Regions from separate parts of the Mus musculus genome. Here regions 2, 3, 4 and 5 are each linked to region 1. The links are chromatin loops, found by intact Hi-C in ENCODE. Cell type or tissue: left cerebral cortex. All regions are shown on one strand.

Region 1 (5,000 bases):
CTCCTTTAGTAATTTCTGGGTTATAGAGAGCATAGAAGTTACTCTACAACAATAAGGAAGCTGGAAAGGGATTACAAAATGCAGACAAAACTTTAAACAACAGTAATTTAGAAATGTAGAAGACAGATCAATTAACACTTCTCCCAGAGCCTGAGAGACTTGCAGTTGTTCCTGGGATTGCTTACATCCTGTGTGAGATGTCCTGGGATGGATTCTGGAGATGTTCATGCAGCTTTGACAGTCACAAGACCCGCACCCACAAAGTAGAAGATTAGGAGGTTGAGCCTTCTCATCATACCTTGACACTGTGAAGAATAGAGGGGAGGGAAGGTGGATGGCAGCCACTCTCCTCAAAAAGAAGGCCACCAGTGGCCCCTTGCAGGATACTGGCAGGACTGTTACTCATCTCCACACTTCTCCAACCAGTTTGTGGTTGTGCATCACAGAACTTAAACACATCCACATCCAGTGGTCCAGTAATCCATGTTTTAGAAACCAACCTGTACATTTTTATATCATCTTATTTGTTTGTAAGGAAGTTAATCTCAGAATTATTTAGATGTAAGGACAATCATTTAGAGGTAATCTAATTAAAGAATTGGTTCACTAAATTGTAGTACACGCAATATATCCATGAGCTGAATAGCTTGAAGAGGTGCACATATTAGGTGAAAAAAGTCAGGTGACTAAACCCAGGTATATTTATGACCCTAACCTTTATCCCTAGGCACGTACACGGAAAAAATATTCAAAGGGTTTTAAGACAGCTGTATCTACAGAATGCATGAAGGCTGATTTATGTCTTACATTTTGCTTCTGTCTATGCGTCTATGGTTATCATTTTTGTTCAGAAAACAAATAGTATCAAAACCCCAATCCAGTGGGCTGCAGTGAGCTAGGATTTAGTGGTAGCCTCTGCTCAAGAACATCTAATCATTTGAAATGGAAGCTGCTGTGCAGCTCTACATTTGTGCAGTAGAAGAAATACCTGCTCAGCGCCCCCAGGCAGCATTTGATTTGTACATATTTTCTCAGACTAGATGGAGTCCTGCCCTACCTTCCCTCTGATCGTGAGGCCACAGCAGCTATCCATGGGTTTTTGTCTGGAACTGCCATCCCTTAGGATGTGGTGATGGTTCTATAGACACCCTCCCTCACTTTTGTTCCCCTTGGTTTGTCTGCTGTTATACAAGGACAGAGAAACTGAAATCATACAACCATTTATTCAGTGTCACCCAAGTGCGGGTGATGGGGCTATGAGAGTGCAAACTCAAGAAGAATAGGTACTGAAGTGTGTGTGAATGGGGCAGTGGGGACCCGTGCATTCACTCGCCTTCTGCTTGAAGGAGTAAGCCACAAGCTCAGTTATCTCTCAGTATCTGAGGGAATAAGCTCTGTCCTCCAGCTCAAAGGATGCTCAAGTCCTATATGTAGACTGGCAGAGCATTTGCTTGCAACAGGCACATAGCCTCTCAAGTGCTTTGTTCAACTCCCTAGAGTTCATAATGCGTAAGTCAATGCAACTACTATGCAAATGGCGGTACTCAATTGTTTAGAGAACAGTGACACGGGGAAACACCTGCATGTTTAGGAAAGATGAAATTCTTCATTCATAGCTGGTGGAATACCTCTGAAACCTGTCTATATGTGGGGCTGACTATAAAGAAGTTTGTCTTCCTATGGAGTAAAATCCGGAGTCATTGTTTTTTCTCTGTAGTGGGAAAATGGGTAGATTTGTCAGAGCGAATGGAAAACACAAGTGGTAAGACCCTTTAAAGTTAGAAATAAGTTATGTCTCTACCATGCAGTGGGGAAAAAGTCCTTCCAAAGCTTTTATACATTTTTGATCAAAGAGTTGGGAATTTATCAAATGTTGCTCACATTGCTTTTTTGGATTAGTTGAAAATTTGTATTTATAATTTTTAAATATTTTTAATTTGTGTGTGATTGATCCATGGTGATTTTCTGGTAATAAGATTAAATCTAGATTTTGAGACCACACATTCTCCAATTATGCTTGTTAAGTTAAATTTCAAATTAGTTTTGACGTTTGAAAGTTGACCACTAGATGGCACTTAAAATCCATGAGACTAAGGGAGACCCAGCTTGGGAGGCAAGAAGACCCAAGATGGGAATCCAACTTGGAGTCTCAGAACAGTCTTATATCATATATTTGTAGGGAAAAAAAATAAACCCCAAACCAAACAAACCAAAAACAATCAGTCTCAAGATTATTCCAAAATTATTGGAGGGCAGGATTCTTAAACTGGACCTATAAATGACAGGATGTTTGTCTTTAAATTTAATTTCCCTTCATCTGAATTTCTATCGATATGCAGGATTTTGGTATTAAGACAACAGACTGCTGAGCTAATGAGGGTCTGGCAAATTGTGAAGGGCTGTGTTCTGTCTGAAAAGATTTGCAATGTGCACAGGGAATCAAAATGGGTTTCAATCCCAGCTCAGTGTCTGCTCTGTTGGCTGGTTCTCTCTCTCTCTTTCTCCCTCCTCCCCCCTCTCTCTCCCTCATTTATTTGGTTTCTGTTCTCTCATATATCAGAGCAGCAAGTGTGGTGTAACAGTTGGTTTCAGGGCCATGACGCAGGGAACCAATGTGCCTGGCTGTGGCTAATCTGGATGGAGTGACAGGTAAAGTTTGGAGGGATGGGAAGGCTCAGTTTTAGCCAAGCGTTATGCAACAGCATTGTGGAAAGGCACAGCCAAGTAAACAACATCCAGAGCTGCAGTGCTGTTTACCCGGCAGACTGTGCAGTCAGCACCAAGAAGGATGCTAGATGGGCAGGCGAAGGGAAGGCTTTGGTCCAGCCTCCATAGCCAATCAGTCACCAGGAAGACCTTGGGCGAGTTAATACATCTCTGAGCATTTCTTCTTACTTAGACAAAAAGAAGCTAGTTGAAATGATATCTGAAACTCTTGATGGAGTCATGTCAGGACATAATTTAAAAATTCTTACTTATTTATCCTGATGGTTTTTGATGTCGGTATAGATGGGATTTTGGCACCCTCCTTGCTTTCTACAGCAGACGATGGAGGGTGAGATACCTGGTTAGTGCTCTGACTTCAAATCTAGACAATCTCTTTCTTTCTCCCTCCCTTTTCCCTCCTTCCCTGCCTCCTGCCTCCTTCCTCTTCCCACACCTCACCTCACTTGTGCGCTCGTGAGCGTGCACACACACATAGAAGGTATGTATGCATGTGGAAGGAAGCTGCAGGTCAGCCCTGGCTCTCGTTCTTCAGAAGTCATCCACCTTGCTTTTTAAGACTCCCTCCCACTGGCCTGGATCTCACTCCTAGGATAGGCTGGCTGGCTTCTGAGCAGCAGGGATCCTCTTGTCTCTGCCTCCTCTGCACTGAAGTTAAAATCCTTCCAACCTTGTGGACTATGCCACCTTCATTTGGAAGCCAGGCACCCAGGCTCTCATGTTTCCTTCTATACCCAGTGAATCCAGATCTGCATTTTTATAGAGATTCCCCAGGTGACTCATGTGCTCAATATTACGTGGCCCAGGCTGGCCACAGAGAGCTAACCTCAAAGCTATTGTCATTCCTTCTCCCCCACCCCTCTTCTTTCCTATATAGGACTTCAGTCAGCTGAAACCTGAGACTTAGTCATTTTTTTTTTTGAGACAGGGTTTGTGAACCTCACAATACATCACAGGGTGTCCTTGAACTCATGATCTTCATACCATGGCCTCACAAGTGCAGAGACTGCATATGCAAGCCACCATGTCCAGCCCCCTTATACATATTTATTAAGGTCCCACTGTGGGTCTGTTTCTGCTGCCTTCTGGGTTGGGAGTTTTTGTGTTTCTTTCCTCATTGCTGTGAGAAAACATGGGTGAGGAGGAAGGGTTTATTGTGGCTTAGTTTAGGGAAGGATACAGGCAGCCCTTTGTGGTGGAGAAAGCATGAAGACAGACGGGCAAGGTGCCTGGCTGCCTAGAATCTGTGATCAGTAGAAGTGGGGACAGGCTACACAGCCTCAAGGCCCTAGGGGACCCACTTTCACCAACAAGGCTTTATTTTCTAAATCAGAGCCATCAACAAGGGACCAAGTGTTAAAACATAGGAGCCCATGAGGAACACTTCACATTCAAACTACAACAGACAGGGGCCAGACCCAGCCTCTCAGTTCTATTTGGAAAAGAAAGGAATCTTTTCTAGGTGATGTCCTTTCTCTTTGTGTTTTTGTCTTTTATGACATATTCCATTTTGGGGTGTTGAGACTTGCAGTCTCTAGCAGCTATTGGCTGAATCTATCTTTTGAGCCTCTAATAACTGATGATAGGGTTTCCCCACAGTAACAAGTTGTACCTCTTGAGACGGAGCAGTCTTCATCATGAGAATTATCTCTTGTTTTTAGGGCATCTAGAGGCAGCCCTGGGCTCTATCTATCATCACTTGTGCACCCGTCTCTGCCACATGTCAGCGGCACCCTGAGTCTGATGACGGCTGGTATCTATACCAACATTACTTAGTGTCCCAAAAGCCACTATGGCCTTCAGTTGAATTACAGAAAAGAGCCCTGATACATCCAAATGGGGTGCACCCAGCAGCCCAGGGAAGGAGTGAAGGCCAGCCAGTCTTTCTCATTGTCAACATTCTTTTCTGTACTGAGGGACTACATAGGGGTTTCAGAGCCAAAAATCTGCTCAGGATTAGTGGCCTATGCGTGGAATTTACCTAGAATTTTCTCTTATGGACCGATGGAGAAGTCTCTCTCTCATACGTTTCTACATTTGAAACATTCTTCTAAGTAGAAATCCCCTCCTTTTAGGTGACAAGACCTAGGTAGAGAAGTATTAGGCAGTGCATGGTGGTGGTGCATCGGCTAGAGACTCCAACACATCCACAGTTCACTGTAGATTCCAAATGGCCAGATACTTTTTGTCTCTTTTGGAGGCAGCAGGATTTACATAGCGGGTCCCAAAGACTCCTTAGCCAACTAGCCTCTTCCAGTTTCTCGCAAAAGCTTGCA
Region 2 (5,000 bases), 350 kb after region 1:
TGTGTGTTGTTTCTAGTTATTAAGTAAGCACTTCATTTTGTAGAAGGATATTGGTGACTATATCCCATTTGGGGAGTGAATGGATATATTTTCATGGTTCATATGCTAATGCATATTCTTCTCATGACTCCTTACAAAAGAGAAATTAATTTAACTAAGAGTGTACATGTTTCCATGCTGCTCTTGCTTAATTAAGTTGATTCGAGTCCTAGTTGGACCATTATGTCAAGGTTTGCCATGCTTAAGACAAAATGTGAACAGGCAGGCAATTCATTTGAATGACTGTAATATGAGTTTAGAATACCTAGGACAATAGGTCCCTTTTAATCTTCGGTTAATAAGTCATCTTAATTACAACTCAGGCAAAGACCTTGACAACATTTCACACTTTACACCGAGAGAACCATTATTTTTCATAGCCTCCCTTGACAAATTTTAGAAGTGTCAGTTGTTATGGGGAAGATTTGTTTTCCAATATTAAATTTTTATTTATGTATTCTTTCTCATTTTTAATTTTTATTAAATTCTTTTTATGTGACTTTTTGTTAATGTGAAGTACAGCTACAGGAATAGATGTAAGTAGGTGATTATAAATTTTAGTAAGCATGAATATACATTTAAACTACTATTAGTAATTTAAATCAAGAAGACTCTATTCAATACTTCCTATTTCTCATCATTTTTGAATTGTCCTGATTTCTTTTTTTATTCTATAGCATTTTATTTTATTTTTCACTCTTCAAAATACCTTCTACATCTAAATATATCTTGATCACATTCTTCTCCTCCCCAAGTCTCCCCAGATCTCCCTTTGCCCACCTACTAGACTTCAAGATCTGAAAGAACAAAACCCCAACATAACAACTTGCCCCCAACCAAGAAAACAACCTCCTCAAAGCCCAACTAAACCACATACAAACAGAAGCACATAAAAGCTGTGGAATCCACCATATATCTGTTAACCTCTCCTGAACACAAGACCTGCCCTCAAATGGTTGATATACCTAGTGGCACTCCATTAGGAAAACAAAAAACAAAAAAACTGACTTTCCCCCTCTTTCCCTCTCCTAGCAGGTATAAGTGACAATTCAGGTGTTAGCCCTCATTTTTATTTTTTTTTTTTATTTCTTTCAAGTTCATACTTGTATAAATATCCATCCCTCACTTGCTCCATTCCATTTACCCTGGAACCAACTTCATGTTTTCATTTTATAAATTCTAATTGATGAACACATTTTTAAACTCACTGAGTCCAATCAGTTAGCCAGTGCTTCATTTAAATGCACGGATATGGGGTTATCTCACTGGGGCATGGAGTTATCCATGAGAGCATGGTAGCATTCACTGGGCCCTGGGGTCATCCACTGGGGCATGGGAAATACTTAACTGGATTCCTGCCTTCTATTAGTTCTAGGGGCTTGCACACTACGCATCACAGAACAAATAAGACCCACGACTTACTAACTTTTGTAAAACCTATTTGTGTATCATCTGTGGCTCTTTTTCTCCTAGAATGACAAAGATGAGAAATCTTGACTAAGAATAGAAGGTTTTCTCTCTCTCTCTCTCTCTCTCTCTCTCTCTCTCTCTCTCTATCTTTCTATCTATCTATATATCTATATCTATATATCTATATCTATATCTATATCTATATCTATCTATCTATCTATCTATCTATATATATATATATATATATATATTTTGAGACAGGGCTTCTCTGTATAGCCCTGGCTGTCCTGGAACTCATTCTGCAGCCCAGGCTGGCCTCAACCTCAGAAATCTGCCTGCTTCTGCCTCTCAAGTGCTCGGATTAAAGGTGTGTACCATCACTGTCTGGCAAAATTTCTACAGAAACAAGTTAACATTCTCCAATAAGAATATTTTTGGCCTTCTCTGGTGCCCTGAAAATAGTTCTGAAAAGCCAGAATTTTTGTGGAAGATAGAGCTGACAAAAAGGGTGCAGGTAGCGGTAGCTAACTATTGATCTTGACTAGTTTAACCTGTGCCTCCAGCATGGACAGGTCATTCATTCTCTCAATAGTGTTTCCCTTGTGTGCTAGGCTGAAACTTCCTCTGGCTAGATCCCTTCTAAAGAATAAAGAAGACAAATCAATTCATCCTCAATTCACATTTCATGAACTAGAAAATTTAGACATATACTTCCCAGGTTATTTCAGCAAATTGAAGCAGCAGTGTATTTGTTTTGGACCTTGGAGTAACTTGAGAGCATAGTGTGGGTACTTATTGTCAAGGTGTGTGTGTGTGTGTGTGTGTGTGTGTGTGTGTGTGTGTGTGTCTGTCTGTCTGTCTGTCTGTCTCTCTCTCTCTCTCTCTCTCTCTCTCTCTCTGTGTGTAGTGAATGAACATCTTAATCTATCTTAATCTAAAACCCTTAAAGTGCTCTATATCTCTCAATATCCAGTGAGCCACATATGTGTTTGGTATATAATTTATCCTGTATCTGTGTAAGCAGCTTATGGACATATGCATTACTTAGGAGTTGCTGTGGAATCTTCTCTAGCTACTTTTGTGGTACTTTATATGTGACGACATTTTCACAATGGACAGTATGAACCTTCTGTAATGTGTGTCTTGTTGAAATCTCAAGAAAGAATTCAACAAATCTCTAACAACCTCCAGTGCCTTAAATAACCGTTGAGTTTCAGGATTCTCAACAGAAGTTTTCCTAGTGTATCGCCAAGACTCTAATTTGGATATCAGTTATTTATGGGAATTAACATGTAGAGATGGAACAGCAGGTCTGTGTGGGATGCTGGCAAGTCAGAGACTAAAAATGAGTGACGTGTGTTGTAATGAGGTACGTACATCTGAGACAGAGGGTGGTAGAGGCAGAGGGGTAGATGAGAAAAACATAATATGATCTGGTTTATTTAAAGGTATTGAGAGAAAAATACATCACTCAAATGTACTCAGGTAGAAGGTCTCCTCTTTATTTTTATCGGAGTGCCTTTATAGTCAAAAGAGACACAATGAAGGCAGAGAGGGAACATACTGTATTTAAAGGAAGAACCACTATTTCTCTGTCACTGTGGCTGTGTTTTTCTATTTCTATATGTCAAGTCATCTGTGCCTTTCTTGTTCAAATGAGTCTGGAGAACACAGTGGTGCACAGCCAGGGGAGTTTCACAGTGAGATGAGCGTTTACCCATCACCCTTGAGGTCCTGGTTTTGATCCTCATCACAGCATAAAGCCAGGGTTGGTGGTGCAAGCTTGTAATCTCAGGACTTGGAGGGGATAGGCAGTAGCATATGAAGTTCAAAGCCATCATTTGCTATATAATAAATTTGAGACCAGCCTTGACTCTGTGAGACTCTGCTTTAAACACACACACACACACACACACACACACACACACACACACACACACACAGAGAGAGAGAGAGAGAGAGAGAGAGAGAGAGAGAGATTTACTGACAAGGAAAACCTGTGTACTGTGTTTAGCTTCAGAACTGAAGAAGCTCAATCCTATAAATTTTATTTTGCTGTAAACCTGGATGCCCTGCTATGGTGTACTTGTTACTTATGGGCAATTTACAAGAGAAATTAAACTCTAATCAGTTGAAAAATTAGAAGCAAATTTCAGGTCTTTATAAATAGTGTACCATGGTAACTATGCTGAGATTATCTAATTCATTAAGTATGATATATAAAAGATGGCAAGTCTCCTCTTTAATTGGCTAATAACAGTCAGCTTGCAAGTGGGTGGGCAATAAACCTCTCAGGTTGATTGTGTAATGACAACAGGATGGTGGAGCTGTTGGTGTGTTGAAGAGCTGGGGGTTCTCTTTTCTTTTGAGATGATTGTATATTTATACCCATTGAACTTAGATGCTCTCAGCCTTGATCAGAGAAGATTATTTCTACAGTGGACAGTAGTCTATGCAGAGATTTGTAACTGATTCATATGCCAAGAATGAGTGGCCATGAGTATTCAGCCCAAATCTGACCACTTCCCTCCTGTTTCTCCAACTTCCACCAAGGCTCAAAGAATAATGCTGAAGAGGAAGCAGAAAAACCCAAGAGCCTGTGGTGGGGAGGAATGTTAGGAAATGCTGTCCAGCAGATATGGCATGGTTGTTGCTTCCATGAACTCAGCTCTACTGTGATTGCTGCACAAGATGAAGGCAGCTATACTTCACCCATAGGGTATGTGCTCTCCAGACTTCATCTCTTAATGAGGAATGATTGATTGTTGACAGCCCCCTGGGGGGGGATGAGAGAGAGAGAGAGAGAGAGAGAGAAAGAGAGAGAGAGAGAGAGAGAGAGAGAGAGAGAGAGAGAGAGAGAGAGAGAGAGACTTTGGGTTTGTGGAAACTTGTAGGTTTCCTGTGCTCCAGTGAATGGCCTCAGACCCATGCACATAAATGACAACACCACATGGTCTTAGTGGGCTTTTCAAAAGCAAAGGAAAAGGCATGAAGTGCAGAGGTGGACATGTGTAGGGAGATCCAGGGGAAGTTAAAGGAGAAGAATAGAGTGGATGCAACCATATTTTATTGTATAAATGTATGAAATTCTCAAAGAATAAAATTTAATCAATAAAAAGATTAATGTATTTACCAGGGACTTTTCCTCAAACGTAGCTCCAAAATAGAAGTGAGAAAAGCTCTGTCAAATTGATACACTTGTGACCAGAGGCTTCACCCCGCCCTCTCATCCTACTGACGCTAGAAGGATGGCCTGAAAACTTCTGACCTAGAAGGAAGTCTCGAGCAGCTGTCTCTCTCCAGCTATGCTCTTGGTGGCTTAGCAATGACAGAAAGACTTCTTGGACTGGGGCTGGCTCAGTTGGTAAAGTGTTTGTAGCCCACATGTGAGCACCCGAGCTCTATCCCCAGCAACCTGGTTTAAAACCAAGAAGCCTAGCCATGGAAGCAAACATCATCATCTCTGCACAGGGGAGTAACAGACAGGGAGATCCCTGGGGTTCACTGACCAGTCAGCCTAGCCAGGCTTGAGAGTTTCAGGAGTTTCAGGT
Region 3 (5,000 bases), 1.7 Mb after region 1:
TCGTCCAGATTAGGGGTGTCACACTGACAGTCACTATTGGTACCCCTGGCTCACCCAGAGCAGGGATGTCCTGTCTTAAGGTAAGAACCGTATAGGACATTTAAGACCACATTTTAACAATTAAAAATCTTACTTCCTTTAGTGCTCCATGCTTGCTGCTTAGACCTCATTCTTTCCTCCTTAGTCTCATAACATCACAGAACTATAGATCTGTGAAAAAAACCTCTCTGAGTTTCCAGAGTGCTACTCTATCCCAACCCTGAAACGCTCTGGCATTGCTTTTCATTGAATGCTGACATTTGACTAACAATAACATTTGGATGTCACTGTATCGACCCATAGTACTGAACAGAACTATACTGCATCCTTTGGTAAGGTCAGAACCATGACTTAGGACACCTGGTTCTGGCATCTCTTTCCTAGTTGAGCTAACAGGCTGTGATTTAGCAAAAGAGCTTCCGGGATGCTGTAGAAGTTTGTTCTCCCTGAATTACATACTGACTACACACAAGGGCTGCAATCCCCGAGCCCAGAAAAATGGCAAGGGAATATACACAGACAGCCCACAGAACATGGTTTATAACAGATGGTTAAGAAACATATATTATTGTGTACTTTGGCCCCATGTCCAGGAATACATGAGCTAAGACACATGATCACCCATACCACAGACACCCCCAGCCCTAGCTAAGAGAGCAAGTTTGTATACAAAATATGCAGAATATAAACTAATCACGTTATTAGATACATTGCTGTCTTTATCATCAGATAGTTGCCCTTGCAAATTTGAGAGATAAGGAAGGAAGCCTGCTATCAGCCTCCCCACCATCCTGACCTACTGAAGTCTCTCACTGAGAGCTTTTCCATCTCTCCCTGCCTCCATTAACTTCAGAAAGCCTGCAAAGTTGCAATCTATTAGCATTTATGCCGCATTTTGAAATCATTGCGTGAGAGGGGACTCCTCTCCACCTTCAATAGTAGGTATATTATTTCTTAACGGGAAGGAGAGGGACAGACAGACAGAGAGTGACTACTGCAGGCTGTAATTTCTTTTTAAATAGTCATCTTTTAAACTAAGAGATAACATCCTAGTCTAAAAATGCCCCCCTCAGAGTTGTCCTTTTTTCCCCCCTCTCTTCTTCTTTTATTTATTTATCTTTCTATTTATTTATATAATTTAAAATTTAACTCGATCTTGCACTCTGTTTTCTTGTCAGCTTCAGTCTCATTGAAATACAACCCAGCTCTCCCAGACAGGAGAAAGAGGGAGGGAAAAAAAAAAAAAAAAAAAGCCAGTCACACTTGAAAAAAACAAAACTGGCAAATGACTACTGGAAATTTGGAAGCTGTATTCAGGATGCAGTTTCCAAGATCAAACAAGCCTCCGGTGCCACCTCTGATAAAGTAGGGACCCCACCCCTGCACCCACATAGCCAAGTGTTAACAATCTTCTTGACGGCAACCCGAACCCAAGCGTGGCTCAGATTATCAGGAAATAGAAGCAAACACGGTATTTATTTCATACCCTGTTCTCAAGCTGTGGATACGCAGACGCTAGAGACAGTCTTAAAGCTATCCCTCCAGCGTGTGTTTAAGTCCGCGCTATGCATTTATAGATTAAAAAGAGAGAGAGAGAGAGAGAGAGAGAGAGAGAGAAAAGAAAAATAAAACACTGCCAAAAGAAAAGGATCTAAAAATATAATAGCAACTATAGTGAGACAACGGGTAAAGTAGAGGTTGCCGCTTTGTGCCTGTTTCCTGGTCTTTTAGCAGCTAATGCCCAGCTGAGGATGCGGGGGGTTAGGATCAGCTTTGCTGAGAAGAAAACAACAAAAGTTCGCTTACCCATCCTTTGTCATCCAAAAACCGTCTGCCCCCCTCTCTCAGCTTTCTTCTTATTTGGTCTCTCCTGTAGAAATCACCACCACCTTCATGACACAGTGCAGCTGTCATTCAAACCATTCTGAGCCCGCATGTGAGCCCGTAGCCCCATGTAAACTTCCCCGGAGAGGACAGGCAGACACACACACACAAATAATATAGATATACGTATACTTAAAAAAAAAATCAGCACGGGGTGGGATGAAGGGGCAGGGAAAAGGAAGCCGCGGGGGGGGGGGGGTGCCGGAGGGGGAGGGCCTCTAGGCTCTGAGGACCATTGTATAATTCACTAGGGGCACATTAGCAGTAAATTGGCAATCTGTGAAAAGAGCTACAGCTCATCTCGGAGGTAACCAACTTCTCTGTGGGAAAAAAAAGAGGGAGAGAGAGAGAGACAGGGAGAGAGAGAGAGAGAGGAGAAGGGATTAAAAAAGAAAAAAAAAAAAAAAAGAAAAAGAAAAGGAAAGGAAAATCCTCAGAGTACCTGGCATTCCTTATTGTGCGGGCTTTTGCCATTCCCAGATAAAGCAATTCATCCTCAGGATTTTTCAGCTGTTGAAGCAAGCAGGCCGCCTGTGCTGTACGAGACCCCAGTTTAAAAGCTATGCAGGCTAGGTTTATCCATTTAGCTGGTCAGGTTGAAAGTGTTTTGTAGCTGTGCTGAGAGGCAGCCCTTGTCTAATTCAGAAGGCTTTCCAGAGACTGATGGTGCTCAGAGCTGGTTGGTGCTAATGCTCGAGTTTGTGATACACTGAGTGCCCTCCGCTGGAGAAAACAGATTGCACATTAAAGACAGGAACAAGTGAGCTTGTCAGGGCTGTGCAGCCTTCCCTGCTCAGAAAGGGAAATTAAAGGCACAGGATCACCCCCCCCCCAACCCCCCGCCGCTCCAGTAGTATAAATTATAAAAGGTTTATGGTGGGGTTTATGCTTCACAGCTGCAGCAGCTGTTAGCAACTTCCTAGGTCTCTCTCCCTCCAAATGTCTGTGATCCGTAGGTTTGGAAAGTTGGTTTTTGGTTTAAAATGCTTTTCAGGGTGCCACGAGTGATATGTCCTCATTTTTAATGGCAGGAATAATTTTTTTATTGTATTTATGATTGTTTTTGGTTTGTCTATATTTTCGTTTTCAAAAAACAACCACGTAAGGATGCCATCCCATTCGAGAGAGAGCACACTATGCTTTTAAAGATAGTTCATCATGAAAATTTTAAGTCTGATCATCCATTCTCAGCCTTTGTCAATAACACCTATTCTGCCTATTACTCTGTACATTTATCAAGTGATTTATAATATGACTTTGTAAAAGTTTATATATTTAACTTAAGTGCTTTTGGGTTACCAAGTGTCTGGGTAATGGAGATCTGATGTCAGACAATAACTGAACTAAAGCTTGTCAATATTATTGCAGTTGTTTCTCTTAACACTCATTCACTTTTCCAATGAACTTTTTCTTGTGCAAATAATCTGTTCTGTTGTGCCTACCACCCTGAAAGAAACAAGAGCATTCTCCTATATTATCCTGGCCCTTTTCTAAAATTTGCAGACTATCCTGAAATTAGTACTGATGAAATTAAAAAAAAAATCTGAAATGAGTGATTTTCAAAAATTTATATTTCTCACTGAATTTGTATCAGACACCTACACATTTTATGTGCATAAGTATTTGGCTTGCATGTATGTCTGTTTACCATGTGTGTGCTTGGTGCCTACAGAAGCCAGAAGACAGCATGAGATCCAGTGGAAGTGAAGTCATGGGCAGTCTCTGCATAGCATCTGGGAGTAGAGACTGGGTCCTCTGCAAGAGGAGCATATGACCTTAACCACTGAGCTGTCTCTCTGGTCCCATACCTCCATTGTTGTGTTCCCTAGTTTTAGCTATTTTATAATTACTCTGACAGATAATCATTTAAGAATACCTAGAGTAACCCAAAACATAAACGCAGCAGTGCAAAGACTGCTACTTAGTCACAGGCCCCATTCAGCCGCTTTGAAAACATCAAAAGAGTTTTACAGAAACTTCTATGGCTGGAGTCAATCCTCACAAATGGATAATTTTTAGTAATGCTTTGGTTTTAGTTTATCTGATCAGATATTATTTGTTGAAATGGAAGGAAAAGACGATGAACACTCGTAATTTCCCTCAGCTTTATGAGCAAAAGGTCACAGATGCTGGTCTAGTCACTAACATTTCTCAAAGAACAAAAAAGGGATCACCGGTTCCCTACATCCATCCCCCCCATTGACTGATGCCTGAGCTGCTACTTTAGAGATGTGTGTTTTTGGCTTAAGACTTACTATTTATTAAAATGCAAATTCATACCACAAGTGGCAATGTAATTGTGGGTACTGAAATGAAATAAATCAATCAATGAAAATGATACATATACAGTCTCTTCAAATTATTGTATTTCACATAGAGACACAAACCCCACCCAAATATTCAGCGATAGAAGGTGGATAAGGGGAAATTGTTGATTCAGAAAAGAAAAAAGTAAAATTAAAAGAATATTTTTTGATTGGCTGGCCAGATATTATATATAGTGTAGGTCAGGTAGGATCAAAGAAGCCAGGAACTAGAAGAAAATGAAAAGCAGTAGGGTTTCTTTCCAGGAATATTTTATTTGTGTATGTGGGGGGGGAAGAGGGGGTGGGAATGAAATGTTCAGAGCAGATTTTAAGTGGAAGATGGAACTAGGGTGTATTTGATTTCATCTGCTCTGATATTTTGTCTGTATTTTCTAGTTTCTCATCTCATGAATATGTAGTTAGGCATGATGTTTATCTATCCACAAATGTGTAAGTTTTCTTTTGTTTAAATCTACAATATGAGAAGCATTTTTGACAGTTGATGGGAAAATATTATTTTGTATGGTAATAGGCTTACAATATGGTAAGATCTGAGGCTGGAAAGATGCCTCAGTAGTTTGGAGCATTTGGAGGCAGTAACAATATTAAATAGCTTATAATCCCTCTACCCCCATCCCCGTCTGCAACTCCCCCTCTGCTAAAAGTAAACTAAATCTTTCATTGAATGGAAAAGTGGAAAAAAGTATCAAGATTTAGTAAGTACTGACTGGACATGGTTCATACAGACTTGGATGCATCTCAGCACTGAGG
Region 4 (5,000 bases), 110 kb after region 1:
ATGAGCTAATGTAAATGAACAGAAGAAAAACGAACAAAGACTAGCATAAGCTATTCCACAACAAAGACTAGAAAATGCCCCAAATAGAACACATAAATGCTTGGCTTTATTTACAACCAGGCACTCACATTAAAACAGCTATGAAAAAAATGGCTTTTTGCCTGTTAATCTGAAAACAAATATTTAGCAATGATAAGATCTCGGAATCTTGAACTCAGCTCTTCCTCCACTGTGGACATGGCCTCTCATTCACTGGGCAGAGTCTTCATGAAAATGGTAGCACCATTTGGCCATAGAAGCCTTTAGTCAAAAGGACTTATGGAACCAAGCAAGATAGAAGCTTCTTTGAAATGGAAATGGTTGAAGTAAACAAGAAAAGTATTGCTTTGGGGCTCTATGAAAGTCATTTAAAAATAGACCAACATTACCATTTGATTTCCTTCCTATTTGCCCAGGATCAGACCCCTTCTGTTCCAGGCTGCATCTAGAGTGTTACAGAAGACCTAGTGTCACCTTTCCTTAGCTCTGCCACACTACCACAGTCATCATAATCTTTGCTTCAGAATGGTACCGCTCAGATACATTGCAGATAACTTCTGACCTGAGATTGAATTTACACTTATTTACTTATTCGTGTGTGTGTGCATGCATGTGTGTGTCACAGTCAGAAGACAACTTGCAGAGGTCAGCTTGTCAGGCTTGGTGACAAATACCTCAAACTCCTGAGCTGCCCTGCTATAAACTTCAAATGCGATTTATCAGATGGTTTTTCTCATGGCCACACTGGAGTGAAGAGATGGTGGAGGGGGGGAAGCATGGGAAGAAGCCATATGATATTTGTATATTTGTAACATATAAAGCAGTTCATGCTACCAGCATGATTCAGTCCTAGAGATGATGACCCAGTTGCTTGGCTGAAGTGGTGTCTATCTTATATTCCCACCAAATAACCCACCCTCCACCTTTGCTTCTCCATAGTGTTCTCCTTGAAAGAAACATATAGAGAGCCCTTTCTTCAGGAGTGAGGAGTTTCCCATATACTGTTTGGGGTGCATCTATATGGAAGATTTAGCTGATCTCCCTTGTTTTTGTTTGTACAACCATTTCTTTACCTCGGTGGAGATTCATGCTGTTTATGCTTTGAGTTATTATCCAGAACCTTTCCATTTATGTGGTTTCTCAGAAGACTTCAACCGCAGTGTTTGGGACTCTTTGGTTTTCAAGTAAGTTATTTTGAAAAGTATCGGGCCCTTGAGCAGGTACAATAGCCCTGCCTTGAGTCCTTGGTGTCCATCTTCCTAATGTAGAAGCCCAGCTTCCCCATCTTTCTCCAGGCCCCTTTATACCTGTGTGAAGTCTCCGTGAGAGGGATGAACACCACTCCCTGGCCTGGACCATCACAAACACCATCCTTCACCTGGGCAGCCTCTCTGTTCTTGTTTGCATGCATTAGCCCAGAGTGCTTTTAGAAGCCGTAATGATGATGGCCAGTATGGGGCACGTGTGTTCTACACTGAACGTTACAATTCTTACGACACCTGAACTTTGAGGTTTGTTGATTTGACTTTTTTATTATTTTGGGGGCACATGTTAAATACAAAATAGTTCTGTATTCATAGAAAACTGTAGAACTTAACAAAAGAATTATATTTTTAGATATGCTCTTCTTCATGTGGTGGAATTTGCTCATTTGAGGTAGAAAGACATCTAACAATACGTTTTCTCAATGCTATTCAGAGCACTCTATTATATGCTGGAGTGGTTTTATAGAGCCATCTTGATTTATATTTTCCTTTGACTAGCAATCTCAATACATGTTTTTAACATCTTCAATAGATTATTTTATTTTAACTTGTGGGGTGCTCAGCAAGTTGTCTCCTTAGGCTCCTGGGAAGAAAGGAACCCATCCTAGGGTCAGGCCCTAGCCTAGGGTGACATCTGAGAGCTTCCTTGCAGGGAGCAAAGGTGGGAGGAAGTGTCAGGCTTTGTAGCTGCCCTTTCAAATTTCACAGCTGAAAACCTTGAAAGTCTCCCCTTGGACCATCCATCCATATCCAATTTGTGCTGTCTCTACCTGAATCTCACTGCATGTGAGTATGCCACGTGGACAGTGGCAATGATGAGGGGCTTTTGGAAAAGGGAGGGTTCTCCATTCTGTAAAGGGTTCTAATTCCCCATTTTGAACATATGTGTTCTTTACTTTAAAGTAGAGCTTCAGCCTAAGGCAAGGGAGGCCCGGGGTTTCTCCTCTCTGTATGCATTAAGCTGGTAAGCTTTGGGTCTCAGGGCCAAACTGCTCTGCTCCTTCCCTCCCAAGGTGACTGTCCAGCTGCTCACTCTTGAAACCACTTGATGTTGGCAGGATCGAAAGCCTCCCTCTTAACCCAACCCTCTTCCAAGAAATAAAAATAACTCCAAGGCCAGGCTTGGACTGCCACGGTACCCCAGGGAAGCTCCAGCCTGTGATGTCGCATTCATTTCTGAACACTGGCATTGTCCTTTGAAATCCCCAAGCAGAATGCAAAGTGAAACACGCGACGCATCACAATGAAACCAGCAGTATTTATTTCTGTGCGGGGAGGCCTCTGTTCCTTTTTATTTTGTTGTTGTTGTTGTTAAAGACCTCTCTGCCAAAGTTAGTTTAGGTTTCAAGACACGTCTCACCCTTCCTCAAAGGGAAAGGTCACTCCGCGGAACAAAGAGGAGACTGTTGTGGGCGATCACAGATGAAACTGGAAAGGCAGTCCCTTCAAACAGAATGAGGTAGCTGAGAGGAAAGGGAAGGCACTGGAACTCAATAGTGCAGCACTCTGCAGCGAGGGATGCTTCCTTTTCTTCCCCCTTATGACATAAACACAATAACACACAGAGTAAAGCCCATCAGAGGAGGGTGACCCAGGTGCTGTCTAAACAGACTTTCAGACAGGGAGTCGGAACCCCTTGGCATCTTTAGTTTCTCCCACTCCCTGCTAGTCTATCCTTTGTCAGGTTCAATACAGCTTTCAAGGGCACTGGAAGCAGAAGAAAGAGAAAAAATGTCTGGGGAAGGGGAGAGGGGAGGGAGAGGAAATGGTCTCCTCTCTTAGCTTTTGTTAAGGAATAAAAGCACACGCAACATGTAAAAACCATTTACTCTCTATCCCGTGGCGCCAACGTGTTTGACACTGGTTTGCTGAGGGCTTATGGAGAAACTGTGTTGACGTTTTTTGTAGCATAAGGCTTTTGAATTATATAAGATGTCTTTGAGAAGCTCGGCAGGATATGATCAGAACAGTGGAATTCGGGGGTGGAGGGGGACACTCAAGAAAACAACACATGACAGCCAGCGACTCTTAAATCTTAGTTCCCATGACTTTTGAAGTGGGAAGGAAAGATAAAATTGGCAAGAACAAAAATGTTTGCTTACTCTTAGATAGCAGCACAATGCACCTGTGTCAAGAAGAAAAGAAAAAGTTACATTGAAAAGAATTCTGAACCGCGCTTCTGCGCTTCCCCGTGCTGCCCTTCAGAGGAGGGAAGGAGGGTGGGGCCTGACTGTCAGGAACACAGCAGGACACAAGGAGTCCAGCCTTTTGTCCATGGTATTTGTACCTTTGAACACCTTGTCAAAGCAAATTTATATAGAGTGTGTGTTATATAGAGAGAGTATGTGTGTACGTGTGTGTGCTGAGGGTGTGGCTTAGGTGTACCATGCATTAATCCTTCAATTTGTCTCTGTCATCAAATAAACTGGCCATTGGTGATGGTCAAGTGTCATTCCAGTGCGCAGGAGGTAGCAAGCAGTAGAAGGAGCAGAAGTTCAAGGTCATCTTTGGCCACATAACAAGTTTGAGGCCAGCTGAGGATCTACAAGATCCTTTTATTTTATTTTATTTTATTTTATTTTTTTAAAGACATATACATTGTAATGAAATTAGAAATTAAAAATGAACAAAAAGAAAGGCAAATACATTGAGCCTTTGTTCCCAGACAAAATAAAATAAAATAAAACAAAATAAAATATTTCTTTCTTTTTAATATTACCTGTGTGTGTGTATGTATAATACACATATACAAATACTGTGAAATGGGGGCAGGAGAGATAGCTCAGTGGTTAGGAGTGCTTGCTACTGTTGCAGGGGTCTTCAATTCAGTCGTTAGCACCCATGTCAGGGAGTTCACAGCCAGCTCCAGGGGCATTGGATGCCCTCATCTGGCCTCTGAGGCCAGTGTACTCATGCACACATGCATATAACATAATTATATTTTTAAAGCATCTGGAGACATGGCTCAGTGGTTGTCCATCCTGAGGATCCAGGTTGGATTCTCGGCACCTAGAGGCTGTTACTTCACTGTCTGGAACTCCTGATTCCTTCTTCTGGCCTCCCTTTATAGGTACCAGGCACACAGACATGCATGAAGGAAAAACACAGATACATATAAAAATAAATTAAAGAAAAATTAAAAATCTTAAGAGCCCCAATACTTTAAAATAAAACCACTCTACTTATATTATTTTGCAGTCTGTTCTGTTCAGGAATATGTACATTCATTTTTGTGTCATTTACCATCTCTGCCATTTTGAATTGGCTGCATGGCACTACCTCCTTGGTGTGGCTGTTCAAGAAACACACTCTTCTTATGTTCTTAGCTAGATAATACTTTCATTTTCATTAATACTATCTCAACAGAGACTGAAGGAAAGTCTGTACAGAGACCACACCACCTAGGGACCCATCCCATCTGCAGACACCAAATCCCCACACTATTGCTGTTGCCAAGAAACGCTTGCTGACAGGAGCCTGATATGGCTGTCCCCTGAGAGGTTCTATCAGCACCTGACCAATACAGATGCAGATACTCACAGTCAACCATCCGACTGAGCCTGGGGACTGCAATGGGGAAGGACTGAAGGAAATGAAGGGGATTGCTACTCCATAAGAAGAACAATATCAATTAACTGGACTACCCAGAGCTCCCAGGGACTAAACCACCAACCAAAAAGTATACATGGAGCGATC
Region 5 (5,000 bases), 180 kb after region 1:
CATCTCTCCAGGTCCAGCGGCTATGTTGTCACTAGATACTTTTAGTGCCATCTTCTGATTTGTCCTATTATGCTTGCTAAAGGCAAGTCAGTTGACTTAAAGTCCCCACCTTCTTATCCTCAGCCTCAATGGATCCATTAGGAGTGTCTTAGTCAGGGTTTCTATTCCTGCACAAACATCATGACCAAGAAGCAAGTTGGGGAGGAAAGGGTTTATTCAGCTTACATTTTCCACATTGCTGTTCATCACCAAGGAAGTGAGGACTGGAACTCAAGCAGGTCAGAAAGCAAGAGCTGATGCAGAGGTCATGGAGGGATGTTCTTTACTGGCTTGCTTCCCCTGGCTTGCTCAGCCTGCTCTCTTATAGAACCAAGACTACACCCCAGAAATGGCACCACCCACAAGGGGACCTCCCCCTTGATCACTAATTGAGAAAATGCCTTACAGCCAGATCTCATGGAGGCATTTCCTCAACTGAAGCTCCTTTCTCTGTGATAACTCCAGCTGTGACAAGTTGACACAAAACCAGCCAGTACAAGGAGCACTGGGCACAGCATTTACAGAAGCAGTCTTGGAGTGAGGCAGCCTGGTATGTACATCCCAGCTCTGCCTCTGTTTCACTTTCGGATCCCAGGCAAGTTATCTATTTTTTTTAAACCAAACTCAATCTTCTTGTCAATAAAATGAGCATTATTATTCTCAACATGTCATTATTTTTGAAAATTCAACGAAAGGAAATATAAGAAGTACTTAGTATACTGCATATGGCAGAAAGGATATTGTTTGAGTTAGATTTTCTGATGTTATTTGGTGAAAGCCTTTCTTTTGCTGAGATTTACATTGAAGATACAGTGGTAAAAATGCTCTATCTTGGGGATCCTTTTTGCAAAAGTGGAAATGAATGGGAATAAGAAGACAGTATAATTTCAGAGAGTAACCTATAGATGACATGTCATGGGCATCCAAGCCTGCTGGGGGACAGTCACAACAGAAGGTTGCTACATTGTCAATAGACAACATGTGGTCTATTAGAAGGTACAGATGGAGTGTGAGTTTGAGTTAGGGAAAAAAAAGCACAAAATCATCTTTGTTTAAAACAACGACAAGGACAACAATGTCGACTGGAGAGATGGCTCAGCATGTATCACACCAGTGACCTTTCTGTTGCTGTTATAAAACACCGTGAACAGGTCCACTTACAGAAGAAAGGTTTTATTCGGGTTTATGGTTCCACAACATTAGGTGGAGTGGAGAATTTAAATTTACTCTCATGGGTCAGATAATAAGACCCCTTAGTTGCTTGGGATTAATTTGCTTACTTAAATACTACAAGCATGAGAGCAGACAAAGCAATTTTTACCCAGCCATAGTAAGCATGCACTTCACAAATGGAGGTCTCTGCTCAGCACAGGGTACGGGAGGTGAAGTCCATACAAGCAGACACGTCTTTGACTTGCATTTAGGAAGCAGGGAGAACCTGGTGCCACGCATCGGTGGATCCGGCTCCTGACAAGGGATCTCTCCACACTCTGTTTGCACCATGGTGCCATCCATCAAGTGTGATCAATTGGCTGCCTTCAGTGGCAGGGCTGCCAGCCTGGTGCTTTACTGCCACGAGTTATTCAACTCAACATAAAGGACGAAGCCAGCTCTGTTAGCCACTGCCTGAGGGCATGTGGACTCGGAGGGGAGATGCGTATTTGGGATTGTGTTTCTGTACGAGAGGAGAGAAAGGAGACTACCCATAAGCACTTGCCACTACAATCCAGTTAGTAAAATATGTATACTCACAGCAGCGCTCAGGGGTTATTTCTTAGGGTACCAGACATTTCTAGAAAAAAAAAAATCACATAATGAGGTTTCACTTCATCTTTGTGCAATATTTATACTCAAATGAAACCTATTTCTGGGCTAAGCGTACGTCCCATTGCCACCTGGTGGGCTGCAGAGGAAACTGGGGAATACTGAACTACATCAAAAATCCCAAAGCATCCCTGTGGAAAGTTCAGCTTTTGACAGTGAGTTAAACATAGTTGACATTTCCAGGAAGTTACCATCAAGCATCTATGTATGTCCTGTTCCTTTTTGAACAAAGACCAAAAGACTGGCTGTATTTTACACAGCAGCTATTTCTCAGGTGGTCATGTTTTTGTCATAACTTTGTGTGATGGGACAAACTAGAAGTCCTTACTTATAAGGGCACACGTTTCAGTCATGAGAGTTTTACCAAGGCCATACTGTTGATGAGTTCAATTTGTGAATTTTTGGGAAATACATAGCACATTTGTGTTTTTGTATGTACATGTCTGCAGGTACATGTGCACATAATACCATCTTAGTTATTTACATGCATGTTGCTGTGATAAAATAACCTGAGATGAAAAGTGTAACAGAGAAAGACTTTCTTTGGGTTTGTGGTTTCAGGGAGATAAAGTCTATAATGGTGTGGAAGTCTAGTGACAGGAGCAGGGGACTGATAACAACTTATCTACATTCAGGAAGTAGAGAGGGAACTGGTAGTGAGGCCCAGCTGTAGAGCCATAGAGGCCTTCCCCAGGAACCTGCTTCCTCCAGGGATGCTCCAACTCTTAAAGGCTTCTAGCACATTCCTAGAGAGAACCACCCACTATGAGCCATGAGTGTGTGGGAGACATTTCTCATTTAAATGACAACACACACACACACACACACACACACACACTCACACACACACACACACACACACACACACACACACTCACACACACACACACACACACACACACACACACACACACACACACACACACACAAGAGAAGGAAGGAGGAAGCGAAGGGTTTTGTTTTTTAATATTAAAATTTTAAGTTCTATTTAAAGCTCTAAAATAAACTTTTCTTGAATTTCAGAAGCATGTCCTGCAGCTGCCCCTTTTCCAACTGTGCATTAGAAAGTTTACGTTAGTGCACACTAAAGTGCAGTTTTCTTATTATAAAATAAATTTTTACTGAAAGTTTATTAGAAATCAAGAATTATCAAATTGGAGATAGTTTTAAAAATAATTAGCATTGCTATTTTATGCATATGATTGCTAGTCATTCTCTGTATTAACAGATGAGTTTATGTTGCTTAATGAAATTCCTTTATAATGTTATCAAACACATAATAAACACAAAACAGAATAAACTCATGCTGTTTTGTATACCTTTTGTCATTTAAAAATACAATTAGGAAACATCGTTGTTACCAATATTAAGCAGACCTTTTGGAAAAATTCAAAACATTTATTTATTTATGTATTTATTTATTTACTTGCTTATTTATTTAGTGTGTGTGTCTAATTTGTTTTGTCCTTGTACCACCGTGTGGATGGGTTGGCTTTTTCTTAGTACCATGTGGGTGGATAGGTACTGAGGATTGAATTCAGGATGGCAGGATTGGCTGCAATCACCTTTAACTCATTGATCTAACTTCCTGAGCCAGGGCAGTGTTTAATCATCTCCATAGAGATGGACTCAGATGTCTATGATATATACTTTTGTTTTCCTTTTGATAAGATGGTAGTGATTATAACTGAATTCATTTTGGGGAGCACACCATTGATTGTTTATTTAGCTTTCACCCCCTTCTTATATTTATGTACAGATTCCACATTCCAAAGTATTCCTCTATATACTTTTCTGGTTATTTCTAATGATCTAGATTCTCTTCTCTTCTCTTCTCTTCTCTTCTCTTCTCTTCTCTTCTCTTCTCTTCTCTTCTCTTCTCTTCTCTTTTTAAAGATTTATTTATTTTATTATATGTAAGTACACTGTAGCTGTCACTCCAGAAGAGGGCATCAGATCTCATTACAGATAGTTGTGAGCCGCCAAGTGGCTGCTGGTATTTGAACTCAGGACCTTTGGAAGGAGTACTTCCAAAGTAATAAGAATTCAGAAGGAGTACTTCCAAAGGTCCTGACTTAGTCAGTAATCCTAACTGCTGAGCCATCTCTCCAGCCCATGATCTAGATTTTCAAATATGTATTATTACTTGAGTCACCTCTACTGTGAATGCTTACCATGTGGTGTTTCTGTTAGATTTTGTATTTTAAAGGCAAGCTTTGAGGAGTCTCAGTATCATCCCACTCAGCCTGACTGTCATAGAAACTCTTGTGGAAGCTGGAGGGAAATTTCCTCTCCACTCATCATTTTTTTGGGAGAAGTCAAGACTTTTCATTCTAATGTAATGATCTCAACCAGGCCGGGTGAGCTACTTAGAGTGACAGAGACGGGGCAATTGCTCTACTCCATTATTTTTAGTCTTAGGATAAAATTAAGACTCTAGTTGTGGACATTTCCGCATCTCACTTACATCAGTGTCAGGTTCCCACGGCTCCTGAGCTCACTGCCTCTTTCTCTGATGCAGCTCTTGTCTCTGCACTGTTGGGTACAGTCTCTCCCTCCCTCTGGAACACCCCAGTCTCCCAACTGTTCTTAAGGAAGTCCTACCATTTTCCAGATCTGAGGTTTAAAAGCCATTCTCAGTGCCACTTTCTGAAAACCTTCAAGCTCTGGCTGAGTTAGTCTCCCAGCCAAACTCTCTTGGATCAGTTCCTGGTCAACCTCATAAACTCCAGGGGCAGGGTGGATTTAAGTTGGATTTACAGGTTGTTAGCCTTTTGACCCTGAGCCATGTGCTTAATGTACTTCAGGCTTTCTATCTGTGAAAGTAGCAATAAAAGTAGTTCTGGTTAAAGTGACAGTAGGGACACACACACACACACACACACACACACACACACACACACCCCACAGTGTGAAGCTTAGAGAGCAGCTATCAGGAGTTGGTTCTATCCTTCTACCATGAGGATTCTTGGAAATTGACTCATATTGTCCGGCAAGCTACTTTGCTCACTGAATCATCTCCCCATTGTTGTCATTCTTTTATCTCAAACATTCTAATTTCTGTACCAGTGATTTACAGGAATGATTATTTCATGTCTATTTCCTCCACTAAACCACAAGCTTTAAGTAGCTCTGGG

The links. Peaks named below come from ENCODE experiments on the same cell type or tissue, not always from the same donor. Only the 100,000 strongest peaks of a DNase experiment are listed, where the experiment ranks them.
Region 2: a loop joins it to region 1, with 2.5 times the contacts of the local background. A loop is called at or near these places in 2 of 42 quality-filtered maps.
Region 3: a loop joins it to region 1, with 6 times the contacts of the local background. A loop is called at or near these places in 4 of 42 quality-filtered maps.
Region 4: it touches region 1 in a loop (5-fold over the local background); 2 of 42 quality-filtered maps call a loop at or near these places.
Region 5: it touches region 1 in a loop (2.4-fold over the local background); 2 of 42 quality-filtered maps call a loop at or near these places.

The regions. Positions count from the first base shown.
Region 1 is chr6:81,766,470-81,771,469 of GRCm38, reverse strand. No RefSeq gene overlaps it. Among named protein-coding and RNA genes, the nearest start is that of Gm32223, 40 kb to the right of the region's middle. In left cerebral cortex, a CTCF peak has its summit at 2,060 (motif pointing right); DNase peaks (open chromatin) are centred at 2,089, 2,567 and 3,399; H3K27ac peaks cover 1,596 bases.
Region 2 is chr6:81,411,577-81,416,576 of GRCm38, reverse strand. No RefSeq gene overlaps it. Among named protein-coding and RNA genes, the nearest start is that of Gm38838, 32 kb to the left of the region's middle. In left cerebral cortex, no CTCF peak of the experiment used is centred here; a DNase peak (open chromatin) is centred at 2,759; H3K27ac peaks cover 546 bases.
Region 3 is chr6:80,016,552-80,021,551 of GRCm38, reverse strand. It overlaps Lrrtm4 (leucine rich repeat transmembrane neuronal 4), which reads right to left and starts at 2,675. Exons shown (of 3, transcript NM_001134743.1): 1 at 2,366-2,675. The coding sequence starts at 2,372. In left cerebral cortex, a CTCF peak has its summit at 2,636 (motif pointing left); DNase peaks (open chromatin) are centred at 779, 1,497, 1,881, 2,608 and 2 more places; H3K4me3 peaks cover 2,999 bases; H3K27ac peaks cover 1,984 bases.
Region 4 is chr6:81,658,649-81,663,648 of GRCm38, reverse strand. No RefSeq gene overlaps it. Among named protein-coding and RNA genes, the nearest start is that of Gm26264, 23 kb to the right of the region's middle. In left cerebral cortex, no CTCF peak of the experiment used is centred here; DNase peaks (open chromatin) are centred at 2,575 and 3,299; H3K27ac peaks cover 1,979 bases.
Region 5 is chr6:81,586,517-81,591,516 of GRCm38, reverse strand. No RefSeq gene overlaps it. Among named protein-coding and RNA genes, the nearest start is that of Gm26264, 49 kb to the left of the region's middle. In left cerebral cortex, a CTCF peak has its summit at 1,951 (motif pointing left); DNase peaks (open chromatin) are centred at 1,586, 2,619, 4,140 and 4,311.